2 separate regions of the Homo sapiens genome follow, and region 2 is linked to region 1. Evidence: chromatin loops called from intact Hi-C (ENCODE). Cell type or tissue: sigmoid colon. All regions are shown on one strand. Each heading gives the region's core, and the rest is flanking DNA. Links, peaks and the distances in the headings are about the cores only. Region 1 overlaps LOC107986606 (a long non-coding RNA gene). Region 2 overlaps HCRTR2 (hypocretin receptor 2).

Evidence for each region. Peaks named below come from ENCODE experiments on the same cell type or tissue, not always from the same donor. Only the 100,000 strongest peaks of a DNase experiment are listed, where the experiment ranks them.
Region 2: it touches region 1 in a loop (4-fold over the local background); 23 of 110 quality-filtered maps call a loop at or near these places.

Annotation. Positions count from the first base shown.
Region 1 is chr6:54,712,043-54,723,889 of GRCh38, reverse strand. The region is part of intron 1 of LOC107986606 (a long non-coding RNA gene); the gene reads left to right. Among named protein-coding and RNA genes, the nearest start is that of FAM83B, 130 kb to the left of the region's middle. In sigmoid colon, for the core only: a CTCF peak has its summit at 5,861 (motif pointing left); a DNase peak (open chromatin) is centred at 5,856; H3K27ac peaks cover 195 bases.
Region 2 is chr6:55,235,056-55,246,902 of GRCh38, reverse strand. The region is part of intron 1 of HCRTR2 (hypocretin receptor 2); the gene reads right to left. Among named protein-coding and RNA genes, the nearest start is that of HCRTR2, 66 kb to the right of the region's middle. In sigmoid colon, for the core only: a CTCF peak has its summit at 5,480; no DNase peak of the experiment used is centred there.

The sequences.
Region 1 (11,847 bases), core at 1,824-9,823:
TTATTAAAATAGCTAGGAAATCTTAAGTCTGAAGCAGGTTGCCAATGTATGTTCTGACTTAGGTCAGTGGGAATCAAAAGTATTATTGTTTAGCAGATGTTCTGTCAGCAGTTGTCTGGGCAAAATGCTGTAGTTCATTTTCTTTGTATGTTTAAAACACAAGTTTCCATAACTGACAAAAATATCTTTCTGATGATCAAGGATGAAAGTCTAAAAATTATGTGAATATAAAAACTCAGAAATTGCTAAAGGAGGTTCCCTGTGAATTTGGTTTGAGGCTCCTCAGTAGGGGAGGGTGATGGAGGCTTAGCCACAGCTATACACGCTGGGTTTGTGTTATGGAAAAATAACTTTAGCATTCAATAGATCGATTTAATGCCAGCCACAATCATCCTACTTGGCTTGTGAAAAACAGCATTTTGATTCAAGAGATGTGAAAAAGCTTTTTAAAGAGTTTAATGTAGTTGCTGTTTTCTATTCATGTCCCAAGTTCAATTTTAAACTGAGAGGAAAGGGGAGAAAGCAAAAATGTATTCTGGACTGGTACCCTGCTATGGTTTCATTCACCCATGAAAAAAGCAATAATAAGACACTCTGTCATTCTCATATAAAACATATCCATTCCTCCAATTAGGGGTGCAGAGAATCCTGTGATAAAAATATCTACCCAATTTCAATTCAACATCAAGATACGTAGAATATAAGAACATTTAATAATGGATAATTTTCTTAGGTTTAGAATAAATGACTAACCTGAAAATGTTGTCTTTTAAAAATATTCAATTCTAAATTTCCATAACATTTCAGAAAAAAGTAAGTTTAGTTTTCCTAAATTTATCAAACTATGACATTAACATGATGGCATATTCTACAAATAATGCTCTTTTTTTTTCTTTCTTTTTTTTTTTTTTTTTTTTTTTGAGACTGAGTCTTGCTCTTGTCACCCAGGCTGGAGTGCAGTGGTGAGATCTCGGCTCACTGCAACTTCCACCTCCCGGGTTCAAGCGATTCTCCTGTCTCAGCCTCCTGAGTAGTTGGGATTACAGATGCATGCCACTATTCCCGGATAATTTTTGTATTTTTAGTAGAGACAGGGTGTCACCATGTTAGTCAGGCTGGTCTTAAACTCCTGACCTCATGATCTGCCCACTTTGGCCTCCCAAAGTGCTGGGATTACAGGTGTGAGCCACCGCACCTGGCCACACATGATATTCTTTAAAAGGCAGACATTTATAAAGTGTTGTTTTGCAAGAGTCCTTGGGCTTAAACTCAATGAAATTGGCACCTTTCCTGCATTCCTTTATAGACAGGCAAGAAAGCCAAACTGCAATGCTATGTTTCTCTCTATCTTGGCTCCGAGCTCCAGAAATAATCATCAAAACCACACCTAGATCACTTGTTCAGTCATGTAGAGAAGAACTTGAAAAGAGAAAAGAAAATGTTGGCTCCGATATTGTGCTCAAATGAATCAAAGAGTGGAATTCCACATTCCCACTTAAGTATATCATGTTGCTCTGAACTTCAAGTATCCCAGGTCAGGTGGAGGCAAACCTTCCAAAGATTGGATTTAAAGTCCTGATTCTGCCTTCCCAACAACAAAACAGATAAAGTTTGTTGTTGTCGTTGTTGTTCTTGTTTATAGTAATGCCCCCAAATCCCATGTAGAATAGGTGTGGCAATTTATATTATGACTCCTTTGGGAATTTATCTACCTGCAGAGATTCTTTCTAATTGTATCAACATTCTCCATACCTTCATACTTAAGAGATGCTTTATTGAATTTATGGAAATAACTTTAAATGGTTAACCATTAGGTGGGTTTTGTTGAACCATTCTCATTCTTATAAAATACATGTTTTGAGGGAAAGAGAAGGCAGTTTCTCCCTCTTCACTTTGTCTCAACTAGTGAAAGGAATGAGGATAAATTTTCCTCTACTGATATCTCAGATCATGTAGATGCTAGGGCAAGAAATAAAACAAAGGTGAAGTCGCCATATTAGAGGACAGTGAAGGTAGAAGTGTGACTTAGTAAGAAAATGCTAAACTTTGGGGTAGATATTGCTGTTAATATGTTGTGGGTCAACTTATTACCAGCTCGATGGCTTCAAGTTACTTAACCTATGAAGCCTCCATTTCTTCACCTGAAGGATAGAATCAATAATTCACTTTGCCATGTTATTATGAGAATTAGAGATGATATATAAAAAGAGAAATACATGTTTTTATCTCATCTAATTTCACATGTTCAATAATTAAGACCTGTCCAGACCACGTAACCTGCTCAAGGTCAAATAGTTGAAAATGAATGAGTGAGAATTTAAAGTTAAGGGTCATTCCAAATTCCATGTTATCAACCAGTAACCTTATAAGAGCTTTGTGGTTAAGGGAAATCAAAGACATTTGCTAAATTTTAACTACTAATAATAGAATAAAACAAAGCATTTCATGTATACTTGTTGATGGTGATTACTGGTAATGTCAAGATGAGAATTTACAAAGACAAAACATATACACATGAGACATGGCAGAATTAGTTCATTAGGGAACTTACGCCTATCTTAGAGAACCTTTGTTCTATCTGATGTCCTTTCCCTGCTGGCCCCAAAGAGGCCAAATTTTTTTCTATTTCCACCTTTGACCTCATCTAGAATTTTCTCTAAATTTCATTCTATGCCCTCAGAAAATCATTCTTACTAGTTTTCAGAAGACTCATTTATGTTTGCTTATGGTTCTGGCCCATGTAGCCACCAATATCTATCACCTAGCAAGACAACAATTTTCAGAGGCAGTTCTGACCCCTATATTAGGCAGGATTGTTCTTGGCCTTCAAGGCAGCATTCTGTAGGGTCAACTTTGCAACTCAAGCCTAGCATCCCATCTGCCTGGTAAGGCTTGAACATGAGTTCCCACTAAACTTTAGTCTTTTCAAAGACAGAACCGGCCAAGTCCCTACAGGAATCCACTGGCACCATTTCCCCAGCTCCATTTAGATCCTTCTCCAAATACTAAAGAGGTTATTTCTCAAGGCATGGCTATACTTTTGTTACAATGGAGAGTCCTGGGTTTCCACATATTCAGAATTTTTGAGGGTGACACTCAGGAATCTGAATTTTAAGCAAATACATCATGCAATTCACATATATTCTACAGTTTGAAAACCATTACCTCAGAGCCACAATTCCATGGTTTGTCTAACATTGAACATCACCAGTGTCTGAAGTCTCTCTACTGGGATCCATCAGCATGATCCCTTGGATTCTGGATCTGAACACTCATTAAAATCAATCCTAAATTATCTGTGCTCTTCTATGTTATCTATAATCTTGCCGTCAACCCACTGACCCTTCTGGCCAGCCCTGCCTTCTCCTTTCTTCCCACTAGTCCATGCTGTCAAAGCTTCTGCTGACCTAAGTCTGAAATTCCCATGTGCCTTTTGATGGCCTTTACCCCAACTCACTTCTCTTTTTAATTTGATTATTCTGTCTCTCTTGCCATTCTAATGTTTGGATGCTCTGTGCCTTTTGTGTCTATTTTTTAGCACCAGCAGCCAGGCTTTCATAGTTTTGTGCTGCCCATTACCAAAAGGAACACATGATCACATTTTTACATTTCCACAGGAAAATTCATATCCAGCTAAGAAATATTATTATAGAGGATTTTCTTTATTTAATCATACGTAGAAGATGTCAAATAGTGTGGTAAAGTGTAAGGCGACTCTTCATCTATTTGGATTTTGATATTCTTTATTGTTTTGTTTTACAAACCAGCTTTTTTCTCAACATGCAGGTTATAACCCATTGGTGGTTCAAGGAATCAATTTATGAGTCTCTACCACACAAAAAATAGCATAACAAGAAATGTCAGTTTTTATTATATGCAGTAAGAATATCATTAAATGAAAATATTTAGGAACATGTGTGTATTTGTGTGACTTTTGTCATGATGAAAATTGTTTTAATTTTTAGTTGTGAATCATAAAAAACATCAAAGCCACTTCTTTACATTTCAGAGGATTAGCATAGTCTTCTACATGCTGTGAGGTCAGAGTGTCTGTTTATGTGAACGCTGTCTCTCCAGGGAATCAAGCTTTTTTATTTCCCCAAGTAAAGCATGTGTTCACTACAAATCAATCAGAGCTTAAACCCTCCATTCTGATTGTGCTTTGTCTAACTTAATAGAAATACAAACTGCTGCCACATACTGTATTTAGTCTACTATTTACTCAACTGTTTCTGTCTCAATTTTGTCAACTGTAAAAATAAACATAATATCAGGGTTTTGTGAATATTAAATGAGATAACTTAAATGAAGAGCTGAGAATAAAGGTTTAACATATAGGAAGTCATCAATAAATGCCAGCTATCATTATTTTATCATATTGAATGGTATAAATCAGATACAATTTTTAGCACAGTTCAATGCAAATAGGAAAAAAAAAGAAAGCATTTGGCTCCATGTCTTGGAGTCTAAAACTACTGTAAATTTGTCCAAAGTTTTTTGGAAAAGCTGGGTCTTTTGGAAAAGCTGGGTCTTTTGGAAAAGCCACAGAGGGAATTTCAAGGACAGATGGTCTCTGTTCAAGCTCTTACCAGATTGTTTAAGACTAATTAGCTATTGAGTGTCAGCCAAAACAAATATGGATTTCCCTGTGATATTTAAAAACACACTCTCCTATAAATTGAATATTTGAGGTTATCCTCCTGACAAGCATGGAATGGAAAAAAGAGGCAGGAAAAATGAAGAACAGAGAAAAAGAGAGAGAGAGAATCTAGTTACCTTCAAAATGGATTGTATTTTATTAACCTATTGTTGTTTATCTCTGTGCACCTTTCTTCTTCATTCAACCTGTGTAGAAGGAACAAGCTAGTCTTCATGTGAAGGAACAAACCAATGTGTGTCTTCAGCTACCACCGTCTGTGTTTGTTTGCTGTAACTTAACCCTTACAATTAAAGTGCTTATGAATCACTATGACTGCAATTAAGCGTTGAGTATATAGTAGTGGATATGAATTTAAGAGCCAACCCCCTCCGCTGCTCTGTTCTCTTTGCTATATTTTGCCTGGATGTGTAAGACCTGGGAAAGTCTGATCGTTTTCCCATGGCCCGGCCTCTTAGAGACTACATTATATTAAAACAGGTTGCTTATCTTAGTTAATGTTTAGAGAGTTTTAGAGAACTAGATTTCAATATTATCTATGAAAGCTAAGTTAACTGACAGCTTTTGATTGCCCAGTGGTAAGGCTTATTAAACAATTATCCCATTGTGTTCTCAATAAGCCCGTTAAACTGCCCAGGCTTCTTCTAGTCAGTTGGGAATCTTGCTCAAAAGCTTCTTCTGTTTGGACCATTCGAGTGTAAAAAGAGAAAGTAATGATTGTTTTGTAATCAGTTTGGTTCAGTTAATTAAAGATTGGATGTGAAATTAAGGTAGGGGGAGAAAGCAGAGTTGTAAGAAAGAAATGGCTAAGAATGTGCTAACTCAAAAAGTAGAAGAAGATGGCTCAATTTTATTAATTTAAAAACAGTTCTAGCTGTGTTCCTAACATGTTTTCATGGAGTAAGGCTAGTTTTCATGGAGTAAGGCTAGGAAGCATAGCAGAAAGACACAAAGAGATGCAAACGTCTAAACAAAGGGAAATATGGACACTGTGAATTATATAATGTAAATCATTTAAAAATTTACATGAGAAAATATTATTTGTGAAAATAATAAAATTAGAAGAAAATGATTAGTATCCCATGGTGCCCTAAATAAAGAGATACTTTTTGACTAATACTTTGAATTTATTAAGGGTACCTGCGCGACCCAAGACTAACCAGCTATAAATTACTACTAGTGCCACCTGGTGTTGGAATGCCTGTACTGCAGCTATGTATGGGATGTGTACAGGTAGACTGCACATTCCTGAGAAGAGTCTGCAATGAACCTCTGAGCTAATTCACAGGGATGACTATGATGAGCTTATAAGTATAGGTCAGAAACAACAATCGTTATGAAGAAATGACTAACTTGAAATGGTATCTACTTGGATCCGTACAACAATTTCTTTACCTCTTTCCTGGTCATTATGTTGAAATTACAAATAAATCTGTGTTAAGACAATAGCTATAATTAAATAGAATAAACTGTAAAAATTAGATTGAGAGTTAACATGTTTGTTGTGGGAAGTCAGGGACCCCGAACGGAGAGACCGGCTGAAGCCACGGCAGAAGAACATAAATTGTGAAGATGTCATGGACATTTGTTTATTTCTCAGACCGGCCAACACTTAGGGAAAATAGAAAAGAACCTACGTTGAAATATTGGGGGCTGGTTCCCCCGATACATATTAGTCACATGTTTATTCTTTATCTAGTCTCAGAATTATAAACACAACCTGAAATTACCTTAACACTAATATTGCTTCGTGCTATATTCTAGCAAAAAGAAAAAACAAAAACAAAAAAACAAAACAAAAAAACACATAGGGAATATGACTGTGTAGCATAAGGCAATTTAATCCAAAATTGTAAAAATATGAAAGGAGATAGTCAAGAGACTTAAAATATTTCAGCTGCTGAAATGATTATGATCTTGAGTAAGCATCTCTTATTAACAATTTAGGAATAGTATATTACCTACTACAAAATATAAGCACTGAAGAATTAAACAACCAGGAACTACAGAATGTATATGTACAACAAAAAAATAAATTTCATCTTTCTCTTTATTGTATTACTTTTTAAATCAACTACTAGCTACGTTTATTAGGCATGCAGAATTGGAAAATTTCCAAATTCTTACTGGTGAGAAGAGTTGAACTATTATATGCAATGCTCTGCACAGATAGAGACCATATGTTGCTGTTTCACTACATTACTCATATGCTTTGTATTCACTCTCCTTATTCTTCTCCTCAGTCATATGGACAACTTGCTTCTAGGACTAAAAATATCAGCTGTTTTTGTTGTTTGTTGTTGTTGTTGTTCTTGTTGTTGAGACGCAGTCTCTCTCTGTCGCTCAGGCTGGAGTGTAGCGACATGATCTCGGCTCACTGCAACCTCTGCCTCCCAGGTTCAAGCAATTCTCCTGCCTCAGCCTCCTGAGTAGCTGGGACTACTGGCGTACGCCACCACACCTGGCTAATTTTTGTAATTTTAGTAGAGATGGGGTTTCACCATATTGGCCAGGCTGGTCTCAAAGTCCTGACCTCACGTGATCCACCCACCTCAGCCTCCCAAAGTGCTGAGATTACAGGTGTGAGCCACTGCACCCGGCCTACACCAGCTGTTTTATATTCCTTGGAGGCTAAAGAAGAGGGAATAGGGAAAGTGATGGCTATTCAGATGGAGGGATGGATAAACACCTTCTCCCAGGCTTTGTAAAGAGTTAAGGGCCGGGCGTGGTGGCTCACACCTGTAATCCCAGCACTTTGGGAGGCCAAGGCAGGTGGATCACCTGAGGTCAGGAATTCGAGACCAGTCTGTTCAACATGGCAAAACCCCGTATCTACTAAAAATTACAAAAATTAGCTGGGCACTGTGGCAGGCGCCTGTAATTCCAACTACTCGGGAGACTGAGACAGGAGAATCGCTTGAACCCAGGAGGTGGAGGTTGCTGTGAGCTGGGATTGCACCATTGCACTCCGGCCTGGAGACAGAGCAAGATTCCGTCTAAAAAAAAAAATAGTGAAAGAGAGAACTTTGAAACCAGTCCACTTAGCTTGAGGGCAACTGCAGAGAGTGAACTCAGGGATAGTGACAGGTACAGCAGAAAATGTGTGTGAAGATTGAGAAGTGTGGGCAGGATGAGAATAGAACAAGTGTAGCAAGCAAGAAAAGCTGAAACTGGAAGGGAGGGAAGCACCAAGCAGTGTGAAGTGATGTGGCCATGAAAACAGAACTAAGAAAAGGGCTCAAAGAAGGGAAATTATAAAGATTTGCAGAGAGAACAGCAAAATCTTTATAGAAATACTAGTTGTTTGACACTGATTAAAAAGGAAGGAGGAAGAATCTAATGCATCTTTTTTTTTTTTTTTTTTGAAATGGAGTCTGGCTCTGTTGCCTAGACTGGAGTGCAGTGGTGCAATCTTGGCTTACTGCAACCTCTGCCTCCTGAGTTCAAGTGATTCTCCCTGCCTCAGCCTCCCGAGTAGCTGGGACTCAGGTGCCCACCACCATGCCTGGCTAATTTTTTTTTATTTTTAGTACAGACGGGGCTTTGCTATTTTGGCCAGGCTGGTTTTGAACTCCTGATCTCAGGTTATCCACCCGCCTCAGCCTCCCAAAGTGTTGAGATTACAGGCCTGAGCCACTGCGCCAGGCCTAATGCATCTTTAAAAAGGATGATAGACAAGAAACAATGATAAAAATAGTAAATTAGAGACAGCTAATCATTCTCATCTAGAGACATGGCTAACTCAGAGATTGTTGTTTTAAACCTAATTCTCATGAATTTGTATTTTTAAATTATAATTTTAAATTGTTAATATGTTTAATGATAATATACATACTTATACAGAATATTTTCCATTCTTAGGATTTTTAATTTAATTGTTATACATACTTAAAAGATTATTATTTTCAAGCAAATATGTTTTTCTCATAAATCTCTGTGTAAGACTCCTAACTATTTTCATGTGAAGAAACATCTAATTCGAGGGTTGAAAACTCAAAATGTTTCAGAGGCTTGGTAAGTTGTACAAATAAATGCATGAAGTGGCTGGGTGTGAAAATGATGGCAATGAAGGGAAAAATAACTGTTCGAAGAGCCCATCCCTGCAAAAGGTATTCACATCGATCAAAAGCAGATTTCCACAAGCAAAGCAGGAGCAACAACAGGAAACTACTGGCCTAACCAAAAAAAAGGAAAAAAAAAAAAAAAACTAGCAGAACAGACATAGCGGTGGCCTACTTGGCTAGATAACGGTGGCTCCTATTCTGATGTTACTACCAGAGTTAAAATCTAAATTGATCTGTTTGCTAAATGCTAACACTGGCCTAGTCTGTCAGTAACCTGAACTACCTAATGGAGAAGGGCTGACATGAATTGGCAACCTGAATAGAAAGAAACATAGTGAAAGCACTTTCTTGTTTCTAGGCAGGCCCATTTCATCATAAGTTGAAACCGTAAGCATATTTAGGAGACTTTATTTTGCTTATGTGTACACATTTTAATGCAGAGTTGACACTACTCTTCCCAGTATTTACTTAGTAACCTGTTAACAATTAAAGAAAGTGGCCGGGCTCGGTGGCTCACGCCTGTAATCTCACCACTTTGGGAGGCCGAGGCGGGCACATCACGAGGTCAGGAGATGGAGACCATCCTGGTTAACACGGTGAAACCCCGTGTCTACTAAAAATACAAAAAATTAGCCAGGCATGGTGGCGGGCGCCTGTAGTCCCAGCTACTCCGGAGGCTGAGGCAGGAGAATGGCGTGAACCCGGGAGGCGGAGCTTGCAGTGAGCAGAGATCACGCCACTGCACTCCAGCCTGGGTAACAGAGCGAGACTCCATCTCAAAAAAAAAAAAAAAAAAAAAAGTGAACAGGGTATCTCCAATTTCGGTAAGCTTTCCCTAGCTCTAGCCTTTTTCACTCTTATTTCAGCCAAATTTGCAGTTCATTAGTAGCAGAAATAACAACAACAACAACAAAAAGCCACTCATTATAATAGATATATCTGCTTCATGTAGCACGTTTTTTATATTTTACATACTGATTGGGGGAAATAAATAAATAAATAAAATGCACCTTACAAAATATGCCTTAAAATTAACCTCTGGTTAAATGAACTGGTTATTATGCACAAAGAAGCAATAAAAGTCAGGCTTAAAGAAAGTTTCAGAAAGCATGGCACTGAAAGCAATAGTGGCAGACATGATACATTTTAACTTGATTTTATGCTCCTTGGTTTCCTAAATAAGGAACTGTGAAAGTTAAATAGCTCCTGGCTGTGTTTTCCTTGTTTAGCCCTCATATAGCTGTTTAAGATTAGTTTAGAGTAACGTCCTTAATTTACAATACTTTGAGATGAACCATTTTTTTATAAACTTCTACAAAGGAGATTGTGCCCCCCCCGAATTGAAATGTATGGTAGGTATTACTTTTTTTCTTCACTGTAATTTTACTATGAAAATTTGAATTGCAATATTAATGGCCTGCATCTGAATTCTAGTGCATATCTATATCTTCTTTTGAGCAGAGTACATTTAATAATGATGTTCTCTGCTACTGTATGGACTTTGAAGCGTTAACAAACATAAAGAAATTTCAGTATAACAGAGCGAATGTCTCTCATCAGTTGCGTCAAATCAGAAATCATTGCACCATTTGCCATAGTTTTACTCCTATAGTTAATTACACAGAGTTCTGACTGATGGAAATGCTCTGTCTGTACTGTTCATGGTAGCCCCCACATGTCACTATTGAACAACTTAAATGTGGCTAGTCTGACTGAGGAACTGAAATTTTGTTTAATTTTAATTTATTTAAACATAAACTTAGGTAGCCCCAGGTGACTGGTGGTTATATTGGACAACTCTGCATTAGATTAAAAGCATCTTGAGGGATGGGCCCTTGTTTGTCCTTGAGTCTCCCATTTTTATTGTTGTTGTTGTTACACAGTAAGTGCCTGAGACATCCTGATTACATTACAATAATGAATGGTGGGAAAACTGTCATTCACCCATGTTATTCCCTAGATTACTGATCTTTCAAATTGTATCACTCAACAGAATCTAAAATGAATAATATAACAATTGTTAAGTGTACATAATTGTATGAAACAAACTTGGTTTCAGAGAGCTTGGTCACTTATAAAATATTTCACCTTGGGAGAGTTACTAAACTTAATAAACTCTAAGAATCTTGGTTTGCTCATCTGTAAAATGGAACATAGATATTGTAGTCTTGTTCTGGTGGTTAAATGATATTGCCTCTGGAGAGTTTATACTCTCATGTGCTCACTAAATTTAGCTTTTATTAGTCCTAACACAGAGCACTCTACCACACATACAGAACTTGCAACAGAAATGTGTTCATTATGAATTGAAAACTAAATAAGTGGAAATAATTGTAAAGGTTTCATGCAGACTTACAAAGATTGTAAAAATTGTAAGGAGCCCTCTTAAGTTTTGGGATTTACTTAAAGCCAAGGTAATTGCTTAAATGTTCAAAGTTGCAGCACTTAGAGCAAAAGATTAACAAGTTTTTTTAAAAGCAATTGTCACTATTTTGAGAGCTGTGTGAACAGCACGTGAGACAACCACAGCACAATTCATTCCAAAGTCATATAGGGCAATGAAAAGAGATAGCAGAATAACATGTACTCCCTTCAAGTCTTATTTTAAATATTGTCTTTGTGCATGAATTTTCATACTTGTGATTGTAGTTTTATTATTTTTTAATAGTCTATGCCAAAATTAATTTCAAACCATGGCAGGTAGAAATCTTCCCAAATCAAGGCAGTATGATGGTGTGAGGTTTTAACTTTTGAGCAGAAAGAAAAGTATCAAATAAAACATTATCTTAGAACCTCAATTCATAAAACTGATACAAGTTCCTTGGGTCATTTATATCTTTATTTTGGGGGCCTGACTATTTCCTTGTCTATGGATGTAATTCCATTGGCTTGGATGTTAAGATGGAGAGGCACATTGTTTAAAAAGCACTAATCTTCTAGGAATAACTCCTAAGTTGCAGTGCTTTTCCAGAGCCTGATTTATCATCAATGTGTAACCCAAGGCAACAGGCCTCTGAATTCTCTCTGTGCCTCATATGTAAAAGTAGAATATATGTGTGTATATATTCTATACATACACACACACACACACGTATGGTTTGAAACTGTTATAAAATGAAAGACAGC
Region 2 (11,847 bases), core at 1,866-9,865, 520 kb before region 1:
TCTAGACAATAGTAGAGCAAATATATGTTCAAAAGCACTTCTTTCTTTAGTCATTACTATGTGCTGTGCCTTGTTCTAAGCATTTTTTAAATTATTAACTAGTTTCATCATAATAACACTAGGAAGTGAATAGCATTAATATCTCTGTTTAACAGGTGGGAAAATAAGGAGAGAGAAGTTAAGGGGCCTACCTAAGAAAAATTAAGTACTAGAGTAAGTAAAAGTAAAACTAAGTACTAGGTCTTCAATTTAAGTGTTATCCACCAAGCTATATCATCCATATATCCTCTTGATTGAAGCAGAAAATGAAAAGGAAGCTACCAACCTCTATTTGACAGGGCTTTAAGATAGGATCATATAATTTTTTCACTTGGAGATTATTCAGTCTAACCTTCCATCTGATGCATGAATAATCACCTCTGCACCATCTCTGATTCATCCTGCTTGAACATTTATAATACCAGGTAATTTAAAACCTGCTGGAGCCCTTGAGTTCATTTTGCAGTGGCTTTAATTACTAGCAAGTTCTTGTTCATGTTCTGTTTTCCCTTCGTTTCTGCTTACAAGATCCTAATTATTTCTTGGAACTGAATGAATAAGCTTTACCTATATATGTACATTGTATTTGTTTTCTAAGGCTGCTGTAAAAAAGTACCATAAGCCTGGTGTCTTAAAACAATACAAACTTATTGTCTCACAGTTCTGGAGCTAGAACTCTCAAATCAAGGTGTCAGCAGGGCTGTCCTGTCTCTGAAAGCTGTAGTAAAGTTCTTCTTAGTCTCTTCCTATTTTCTTGTGGTTTTCAGGCAATCTTTGGTGCTCTTTAGCTTGTGCAGTATAACTCCAATTTCTGCCTTTGTCAGTGCATGACATTCTACTGTGTTTCTATCTTCACATGGCCATCATCTCATAAGGATCCCAGTCATATTGGATTAAAGGCCCACCCTACTGCAATATGACTTTACCATATCAAATTACATCTGCAATGACCCCATTTCCAAATAAGGTCACATTCTGAGTAATGATCATTAGGACTTAATCATATATTTTTGGAGAAACACAATTCAAATCAAAAAGGCATTCATTCAAGTATTTAACAACAACAGCTATGCCCACTTCCCTAGCCTATGCTTCTCCAGCCTAAAGATAATCAGAATCCATCATGTGAAACTTATGGGCTTTTCATTCCCCATCACCCTGGTTATTTTATTCTGAACACACTTCAGATTATCAGTAATAGCTCTAAGTGAGCTATCCATACCTGCAATCATTTCTCCAGGTGCAATCTACTCAGAGCAACAATGAGAAGGATGATTGATTTGGTTACTGTCAGTCTATTAAGACAGTTTGAGATCTTGTAAGCTTTTTTAAAAGCCAAGGCACACTTTTGGGGAAGATATATATATATATATATATATATATATATATATATAAAATCTTCCTATGTATTCTATGTGTATACTGGTATATATACATGTATGTATTCCTATGTGTGTGTGTGTGTATATATATATACATATATATATATATACACACACACATCGGTTCCCTTGTGTAGATGCTAGGATATTTACCTTTCAATCCTAAGAAGAAATAAAAAGAAAAAAAGATATTTATAAAGAAAGCTATTGGGACAACTGGATACATTTGAATTTTGAGTTTGTGTTAGATAATATTACTGTGCCGTTTAAACATATCTTAAGTGTGGTTTTCACATTATGTCCATTCAAATATTTAAAGACTGTGGCTATGCCCAAATAGTCAAATGAATCTTAAGCAAAATGAACAAAGCTGTGGGTATCGTATTAACTGACTTCAAATTATGCTATAAGCCTATAGTAACCCAAACAGCATGATACTATTAATAGTATAAAAATAGACATATAGATCAATAGAACATAATAGAAAACCCAGAAATAAAACCACATACCTACAGGCAATTTATCTTCAACAAACTCAACAAAAAGAGACACTGGGGAAGGACGCCTTACTCAATAAATGGTGCTGGGAAAATTGGATTAGCCATATGCGGAAGAACAAAACTAAACCCATATCTCTCACCATATACAAATAGCAACTGAAGATGGATTAAAGACTTAAATGTAAGACCCGAAACTCTAGAAACCCTGGAAGAAAACCTAGTATCTGTCTTTAAATGGACTATTCAGAACTACATATATATCTACAACTGCACATTCTCTAAATTTGTGTTACACAAACATTTATTTGTTTATTCAGTAACCCACTCACCCGTGCAAGGTTGTAAAAGTACAAAGTAAACATCACCTTCTCCTGAGAGCACACTAAATTTATACAACTTAAACTTATCACTGGACTTTGTGCTTCTCTGAAGTATAAGCTTCCATTTTCTCCCATTAATTATGCTTGAAATCTCCAAAATATCTCTTTCCTCTATTATATTCTTTCTATTCCTATTGCAAATACCCAATGTCAGATTGTTGTAACCATTAGCTAGAGTATTGCAGTGACCTCCTAATAGTTTCCCCATGCGTTGTGCCTGTCTGTACTCCTATATGTTTTATCCATTAATGTCATTAATGGATAAGTGTCATAAAATAATAAATGTCATAAAATGGATAAAATCCATTAATTCCTTTAATGGATAAAATATATAGGAGTACAGACAAGCACAATGTCTTGTTGTATTAACTCTTCCATTTCAATGAGAGCTCTCTTTTCTCCTGGACAGTACAAAATTCTCAGATGGCCAATAGTAACTGGGTTTCTGTTGAATTTTTGCCCTTTATCCCTTATAATGTTTCCCGTAAAATACACAGAGCATCAGAGTGAATCTGATATTTCACTGTGTGTCAAACATATTCCGTGCCCAGACCATCACTCATGCCATTCCTCTGTCTGGAAATGGTTGATACTCCATTTCAATAGCTTTTTAACCAATTAAATAGTATCCAAAACTGTCCAAAATCAACTGGTCAACCAACAAAATAAAAAACTTTCTGCTTCACAAAATATCTTTTAATTAGCCTAAATTAACATGACTTCTTTCTTCTTTGATACCCAATCACATGTTGTACCCTTCATGGCCATAAATTGCATTCTAAAATTATTGTGGATCATTATGGATTTCTTTTGTATTTTTTCTTATCTCTCTACGGGCACAAAGGCTCTTTATCATTATAAGCTGCTTTTTCTCTTTCCCTTACTTTGCTAAGTTTCTGCTGCTTTTCTCCCAACAAAAATACTGCCTATAATACATTCTGCAGTAACTATGGATGGAATTGATTTGCTCATAAACTTATAGTATGTTGCTGCCATTGGTATGGTATATTTTCCGATGAGCAAATTCTTTAAAAGGAGAAAAAAGGCACAAAGTCTAAACAGAGAATTTACTTTCTTCATTTCTTTTGAGTGAAATCTGAGAGCTCACAGAGAACTTAGCTGTTTGTCAATATTCTCTTAGACATAAAGTAGGCTATGGTTCTCAATTCGCCATGTACTGTGTCCTCTGATGAACTTTGGTAAATCCCAGGACCTGAACTTGATACCACATTTTAAATCAGTTCTGTGAATAACCATTAAACACCAATATTAAAGTCAATTTATGGTTAGTCTGTATTTAAAAGCCTGCCTTCATTAACCAGGAGTGAGGAATAATTGAGCAAATGAGGGCAAAAGAGGATAGCAGAAGGCAAGAATGCAGATTCAGTGAATTCTTGAATTCCACCTCTAACATGGACTTTATTGAAATAGTATTTTTGAAATGCAGAGGTGCCAAGAAGATATCAATTATTTTTTTCCTTTATCTTTCAGACTGTCATTTGTCTTACCGGTTCTTTCTCTGAAAGAATCTGATGATATATAGCTCCTGCACATTCTCCGTAAGACATGGAAAGTGGCTCAAGCTGCATGAAAACATCTGCAGCCATGATCCAAAGAAGGATATCTTTATAAAATATGTTAAATAATATTCAGATATAGTTTTTATGATTTAAGTTATTTTCCTGTTATTTTGTGGGCTAAAGACTAAACTGATTTTCAAATGGGAAAATAATACAATATTTTTAAAATGGCCTTTGCCATTATTTCACTTATAATAAACTAGCTTTTGTTTTAGTATCTTACAGATTGTATATGAGCAAAATTACATTCCAAAACCAATACTTGCACTTAGACAAATGTAAACTAAGGTGATATGCTGGTGCTAAGACTAGATTAAAAACATGTAAACTGCATATGTAAGATTGTGTCTCTTATTAAACATATACTTGGGCCTTGAAATGCCAACTAATAATTGACTATAAAATTTATGATATTGTGATGTGATTGGATATGGTACATAATTAGTGGACCACTGAGTGTCTCAAAAGGATCTGTACTAAATATATCAATTTTATTTTAAGAATTTGCTTATTTATTTAGTTTTGATTATATTAAAATAAGGTAAAAACAGAGAGGGACAATGATTACATGATTCCACTTATATGAGGTACTCAGAGCAATCATATCAGACAGATAGAAAGTAGATTTTTTTTTCCCCCAGGGGCTAGGAGAAGAGGGGAAGGAGACATTATTGTTCCATGAGTGAAGAGTTTCAGTTTTAAAAAATTTTAAATGTTCTGGAGGTGGATAGTGACGATGGTTGCACTATAAGGTGAATATACTTAATGTCATTGAACTATACACTTAAAACTGATTAAGTTGTTGAATTGTATATTATGTATATTTTACCACAATTTTAAAAATTAGTTGCCGACTGGGAGTGGTGGCTCATGCCTGTAATCCCAGCACTTTGGGAGGCCGAGGTGGGTGGATCCCCTGAGATCAGGAGTTCGAGACCAGACTGGCCAACATAGTGAAATCCTGTCTCTACTAAAAAATACAAAAATTAGCTGGGCTTGGTGGTGGGAGCCTGTAATCCCAGCTACTCAGGAGGCTGAGGCAGGAGAATCGCTTGAACCCGGGAGGTGGAGGCTGCAGTGAGCCGAGATTTCACCACTGCACTCCAGCCTGGGCGACAGAGTGAGGCTCCCTCTCACAAAAAAAAAAAAAAAAAAAAAAATTAGTTGCCATAGTAAGACAGACTACAAAATGTGAAACACACTTTGAACTAATAATGATGTCCCTCAAAAACCTTCAATACAGAATGAAAATGCCTAGGGATAATCTTAATGACTCATTTTATAAATATGGTATTTTTTAAAAGATTGAAAGAAAACACAATTTTTCCAAAAACCTTAGTTCCAATATATCAATGCAATGTTAATCACAGCAACTGTGATTTTTATATGCAATTCAAATTATTTTTGAAACAAAGTATTATTTGTAGTAAGTTGTGATATTTCAGTTTAGATATCATCTTAATAAAACACTTTGCGATTTCTTGGTTGTTTAATTTACATATAAGTACATAAATAAATAGCATAACAATTTATTGATTGTTATGTACATAAAAAATATATCAGGAAACAACTTGGAAAAATATACTGTAGTTCCACACTTTGCCACAAAGTGTCAGTGAAAGCATTTGAACCTGCTTCCATCGTCACTTCCGGAATGAGTTTTAAGCATTAAATTCATTGTAATACTTTTTATAATGTAGAACTGAGTATATTTATTTGAAGTTGGATTTTCTAGATAGAAAATAATGTTTAAAGAAGGATAAAATGTCAGTAAACTATCGCAAGAACAAAAAACCAAACACCGCATATTCTCACTCATAGGTGGGAATTGAACAATGAGAACACATGGACACAGGAAGGGGAACATCACACTCTGGGGACTGTTGTGGGGTGGGGGGAGGGGGAGGGATAGCATTGGGAGATATACATAATGCTAAATGACGAGTTAATGGGTGCAGCACACCAGCATGGCACATGTATACATATGTAACTAACCTGCACATTGTGCACATGTACTATAAAACTTAAAGTATAATAATAATAAAATAAAAAAAGAAAAGAAAACAAAAAAAAAGAAGGATAAAATGGCCAACACCATCTCAATTAAATATAAATAAGAGAACGTGAAATAAAACAACATTTCTAAATGAAAAAGAAAAAAACGCAACTGAATACATAGGGAAGAAAGCCTATATTTAACTCCTATTTTCAAAAAACCTACCTTGAAACAGGTCATGGAATGCAGTCATCCAAAATCATTACAGTATCCAGACTTAAGAACCTGGGAAGCTGACCAGGAGTATTATCTTAAAAAGGTAAAACAAACTCTCCACCAAATCCTGAGGCATTTTCCTTTTTCTTGTTTTCACTCCATCACACTGTTACGGCATTGGCCCTCCTTTCTATTGCTAGTTTTACTCCCTTGTCTTCCTGAGCCAATATGCCTGTCTCAATCTCCCATTCTCCACCTACACACCTTGGCAAAGTTGTCCCTAAATCTCCGTCTCAGAAGAACTACATGCAAACGTGCCACTTCCTTTTTTACAACGCTGACGGATGGAGGACTCTTAAGAAGTGCATCTGTGTTGTGAAATGTGCCACCCAAATGGTTATCTAATATGAATATGAATAAAACTCTTTTTTTTTTTTTTTTTTTTTTTTTTTGAGCTGGAGTCTCGCTCTTTCGTCCAGGCCGAACTGCAGTGGCACTATCTCGGCTCACTGCAAGCTCCGCCTCCCGGGTTCACGCCATTCTCCTGCCTCAGCCTCCTGAGTAGCTGGAACTACAGGCGCCCGCCACCGCGCCTGGCTAATTTTTTTGTATTTTTAGTAGAGACGGGGTTTCACGGTGTTAGCCAGGATGGTCTAGATCTTCTGACCTCGTGATCCCCCTGCCTCGGCCTCCCAAAGTGCTGGGATTAAATAAAACTTCAAAACTATTTACTGGCCGGGCGCGGTGGCTCACACCTGTAATCCCGGCACTTTGGGAGAACGAGGCGGGGGGATCACCCGCGGTCAGGTGTTCAAGACCGGCCTGGCCAACATGGCGAAACCCCATCTCTACAAAAATACAAAAATTAGCTGGGCATGGTGGTATGCGCCTGTAATCCCAGCTACTCCGGAGGCTAAGGCGGGAGAATCGCTTGAACCCGGGAGGCGGGGGTTGCAGTGAGCCGAGATCGTGCCACTGTGCTCCAGCCTGGGCGACAGAGTGAGACTCCGTCTCAAAAAAAAAAAAAAAAAAAAAAATTTACCGCCTATGCACAAACAGCAATGTATCTTAAATGTGTTTCGGGTTTTATTTCCTCAAGAAAAGAAAATATAAAAGTCTCTAATTGGACAAATATTTTCTCATTGCCACTTGCTCATTATGTTAATGTTGAGAAAAGCTCTCACTTTTGTCAACCAATGGTGCCTCTGTAGTGTTGATAACCGTTAGGTACAGTGGAGAATAATTAATATATCACAATTAATAATTTGTCTTGAAAGGGATTTAGAAAGAGTATCTTCACACACACAAATGTGCAGGGAGAAAATGCATAGAGGAATGCTATACCACTGAATCCTGTGATTATTATCTCTACAGAAATCAAATCCATAAACAAGTTCTTCAGACAGGAAAAATACAGTGAAGAAAGTGGGAAAATAGGCTTGACTTATCAGCTGTCTCTGAATGGCATGATTTCTCCCAAGGAGGGGCTCAACCACAAATTGGCACCAAGCCTTCTGGCACCAAGAGCTGCCAGAGAACAAAACAGCAGTGTTATTAATAGATCTTCACAGGCCTTTAAGGCTGGCCTGAGGAAAAGGTTAGGAAGACGGAAGGTTCCATAGTCTTAGTGTCTGCAGTTCTATTAATGACTATACCTGGTAGTTACAGTTTCACTCCAGGAAAATTTGTTTTGGAGGAAATGACAACCTTTTGGTCACCCACATCTTTTTACACTTTGTAGATAACTCATTACAAGTCCCCGTTCCCAGTGTGATGTCTTAGAAATGCATCTGGATTTTGACCCTGTTCTCAGAGTTCTACAGGGCCATAAAGTCAGTCCTTCTCTTTGACCCTTTTGCATTAATTAACATACACAAGCAACCAATCCGATCCTCCCCAAGACATTTGACTTCTGTTCATCTTACTACCTGCAATGAACTTATTTTGGGGGTCTTTTCTGTAGAAATGCTTTTCTCTTTCACCGCATATCTGTCTTTAATCCACTTGTCTTTTGTTCTTTCATTATCTTTCTTTAGTTGTTCTTATTGACTCTCACAACTTTATGTCTCATCTATAGAAGACCAACCCAATATTATAATTCAAAGTTATACCTCTAGTTCTTGGCTCTCTCTCCTACTTTGCATACCAGAATCTCTGACTACAACTGTTTTCATCTTATAGATGTTCTATCTTTCAATTAAACTCAAAGTATGAATCATAAAATGTGTGTGAGCGTGTGTGTGTGTTTCTGTGTGTGTGTATTCAGTTAAAACATTTGGATATTGTCCTACAGACTATGGAGAATTGGAAAATTACAAAATTACTGACAGATTTTAAGCAACAGAATGGCAATATCTTACTACTATTTTTCAAAGATTACTTAGGCGGAATATGTGGAAAATATATGTCTTTATGTTGCAAGCAGAGAGATTAATACTGACAGTTTTAAAATTCCAAGAAAGCAAGTTGGTAACCAAAAAATGGAAAAAGGTGAATGCCAAAAATAATAACGAGGTTGAAATATCAGGCCTTAGTGAGGGATTAGATATGAGGATGAGAGAGTAAGAAGAACTGAGGATGATTAGCAGGTATATTGCTTGACAGCTGGGGATGCTCACTGAGCTAGGGGATAAAGGATAATGAGGTAGCTTTGTAAGAGTAGATAGAAGATGAGAAATTCAACTTTGTATATGTAATTTTGAAGCACCTGTGAGTTATCCTAGTGTCAATACCCAGTTGGCATTTAGATTTATGGTTCTATACTCCAGGGGATATAATTTCTTTACATGTAAATATTTGGGATTCATCAGAATAGAAATTGTGATTAAAGCTTGTGGAGTGGATAAGATCAACCAGTGACAGAATTAGAGTAAGAAGGGAAGAACCTAAATCATCTCCAGAAAACTGTGCAGTTTCAACCACATACTCCTGGTTGAGAATATCCAGAAAGTGCCAATTGTTCTCTGAAGTACTAAATATTGTAGTACGAAAGTATACATTTGTTTTACTATTACAAAATAGTTTCTATTTCTGGTAACGGCAGATAAGCTTACTGCAGAACAAACTTCCCACCTAAAACAACCAGAAGTGTTACACATTTCTTTAAGACATTGGAAAGCTACTAAGGCAGAAGGGACATCAAAGGCCAATATCCTGGAGAAAATGCAAGAGGGAGATGCTCTGGCATTTAGCCTCTTTTCTTCTCAAAGTTTTTGGCAATTTGCAAACTCTAGCTAAGAACAGGAGAAGAGAAACAGAGAACAAAGCTGATAATATGAGATGCTGAGCCGGAAATTTAGTACCTAACCAAAAATAAGATGATAATTGGAGTTCAAGGCCTATCAAGTAGGTAAACAACCCTGGCTTTCAGCTGTAACTCCAAGTTATGAACTCTGATAGGGATAAATCTGAAGTAGACAAGCTCTCCTAAAGAATGAAGCCCAGCTTCCAAAGCCTCCAGTGACTGACGGGATAGTGGTTTTCTGTCCCAACACTAGCTGCTGGCCAAAGCAAAAGCAAATTCTCTGTGAAAGAAGATAATATTATCTAGAACATAAAATAATTTCTACAATTTTTCATAAAATATTTCAGAAATTTTAAAATGATTGAATTAATAATGTCAAGAAAGTAGATATATTATAAAGAATATAAAAAATAGAAAAATAGTCCAAGGAAATTATAGAACTTAAAAATATGTGAACTGGAAACACAACAAAGAGATTTAACAGAAAGAAAGATTAGATAAAACCATCTAATAGGATTATACAAACTAATAGAAAATATCCAAGCTAAAGAACAGAGAGGAAAAAAGGAAAATGCAGAAGAGTGTGCATAACACATGGTGAAAATTCTATTATACCTGTGATTGGATTCTCAATATGTGTGTATAGAAGTAGCATGAGACAAAAGCAATCTTTAAAAAGATATTGGCAAGGCAAATACATTATCTAAGAATTTTTCAAAACGAATTAAAGGTATATATTTGTAGATATAAGAAGTGCTATAAATTTCAACCAGGATAAATATAAGAGAAAATCACACCCACTTATATTATCATAAAACTGCTGAAAAACCAGTGACGAAAGGAAAAATCTTAAAGCAGGAAGAAAAAAATGCATCACCTCCAAGTTGTCATATTGGGATTGACAGCTAAATTCTCAAAAGTTAATATCTACAAATACTAATTCACATAAATAGTCTTTCCCTCAGTGATCAGGAGTAAGTGCACAAAGTCTTTTATGGTAATTTCTATTTAGCATTGTGCTGGAGCAAGGGTAATAAAGCAATAAAAATAAATAAAATAATGAAGTTTGGAAAGGATTAAATAAAACCTATCATTATCCACAGAGGGCATACTTATTAAGTGTGAAAGAATCTCCAGATAAACTACTAATCTTAATAAATACCTTAGTAACACTTGCTGAATATAAAACAATATGTAACATAAGAGCACATGAAATTGATATATAAAATATAATGTATATATGCAAAATCAATTATGTTTCTATTAAATAAAAACAACTAGAAAATGCAATTTAAATAGATGATACTATTGACAATAGAATAATAAATGTTCAACATCTAGGAAAAAAATAATGAGAAACACATGATTTCTGCACTGTAAAATATGAGGAATATGAAAAATAACCTAAATGGATAGGGGGATATACCCTACTCATGGAATCGAAGAATAAGTATTGTAAGGCTGTGAGTTTTCTCTAAAATTGATATATGGATTCAATGCATTCCAAATTAAAATGCTAGCTTTCCTTTGGTAAAGACTGGCAAGCTGATTTCAAAATTTATATAAAAATATAATGGGCCAAAATTAGTCAGTATTATATTATGGAAAAACAAATTTGAAGGATTTACATTAGCTATCAAATATTAATACAAAGTGTCAGTAAACAAAACAGTATAGTACTGGTACAAGGATATAAATGTAGATCAAGGGAATAGAATAAAAATTGAGATCCAAAACAAAAACAAAACAAACAAAAATAGTTGAGATCCACACCTACGTATATAAGGACTCTTGACATATGACAAAAGTGCCATGTACTGCATTATCAAAGAAGTATCTTTTCTACAAATGATACTGAATAAATTGATATCTACATAGAAAAAATAAAAATTTGATTTCTACATCACATCATATACAAACATAAATTCCAGGTTACTTATAGATCTAAATTTGACAGTTAAAAAAATAAAATTCCCATTGATAAGATGTTGGAGTAGATAAGCATTTCTTAAGCAGATTTCCTCAAATGTATTAAACATAAAGGACATGTTTGAAAAATTAAACAAACCTAAAATTAGGGTATATCAAAAGAGGACAAAAATATATGCCAAAGAGTGAGAGAAGTTATTTACAACACATTTATTTGAAGAAAACAATTTACATGATTATTTCTTGTGGTTAATGGGCTTTGTTGTTGCCACTGCTGTTGTAGCTTTTCAGATATTTTTATTGAATTATCACACATGTATAAAAATGTACAAACCATCATGTATCACTGGACAAATTACAGCAGAGTGTACATACCCTTGTAACTACTATTCAGACTGAGAAGTACAATATGACCGGCACCCCAGAAGCTCTCTTCCTATTTCCTCTCCAACAACATCCCCCCTGCCAACAAAAGGAAATCCGTATACTGATTTGTAACACCATAGATTAATTGTTATCTGTTTTTAACTTTATCTATGTGGAATCAACATTTATGTGTTATTTTGTGTCTAATTTCTTTC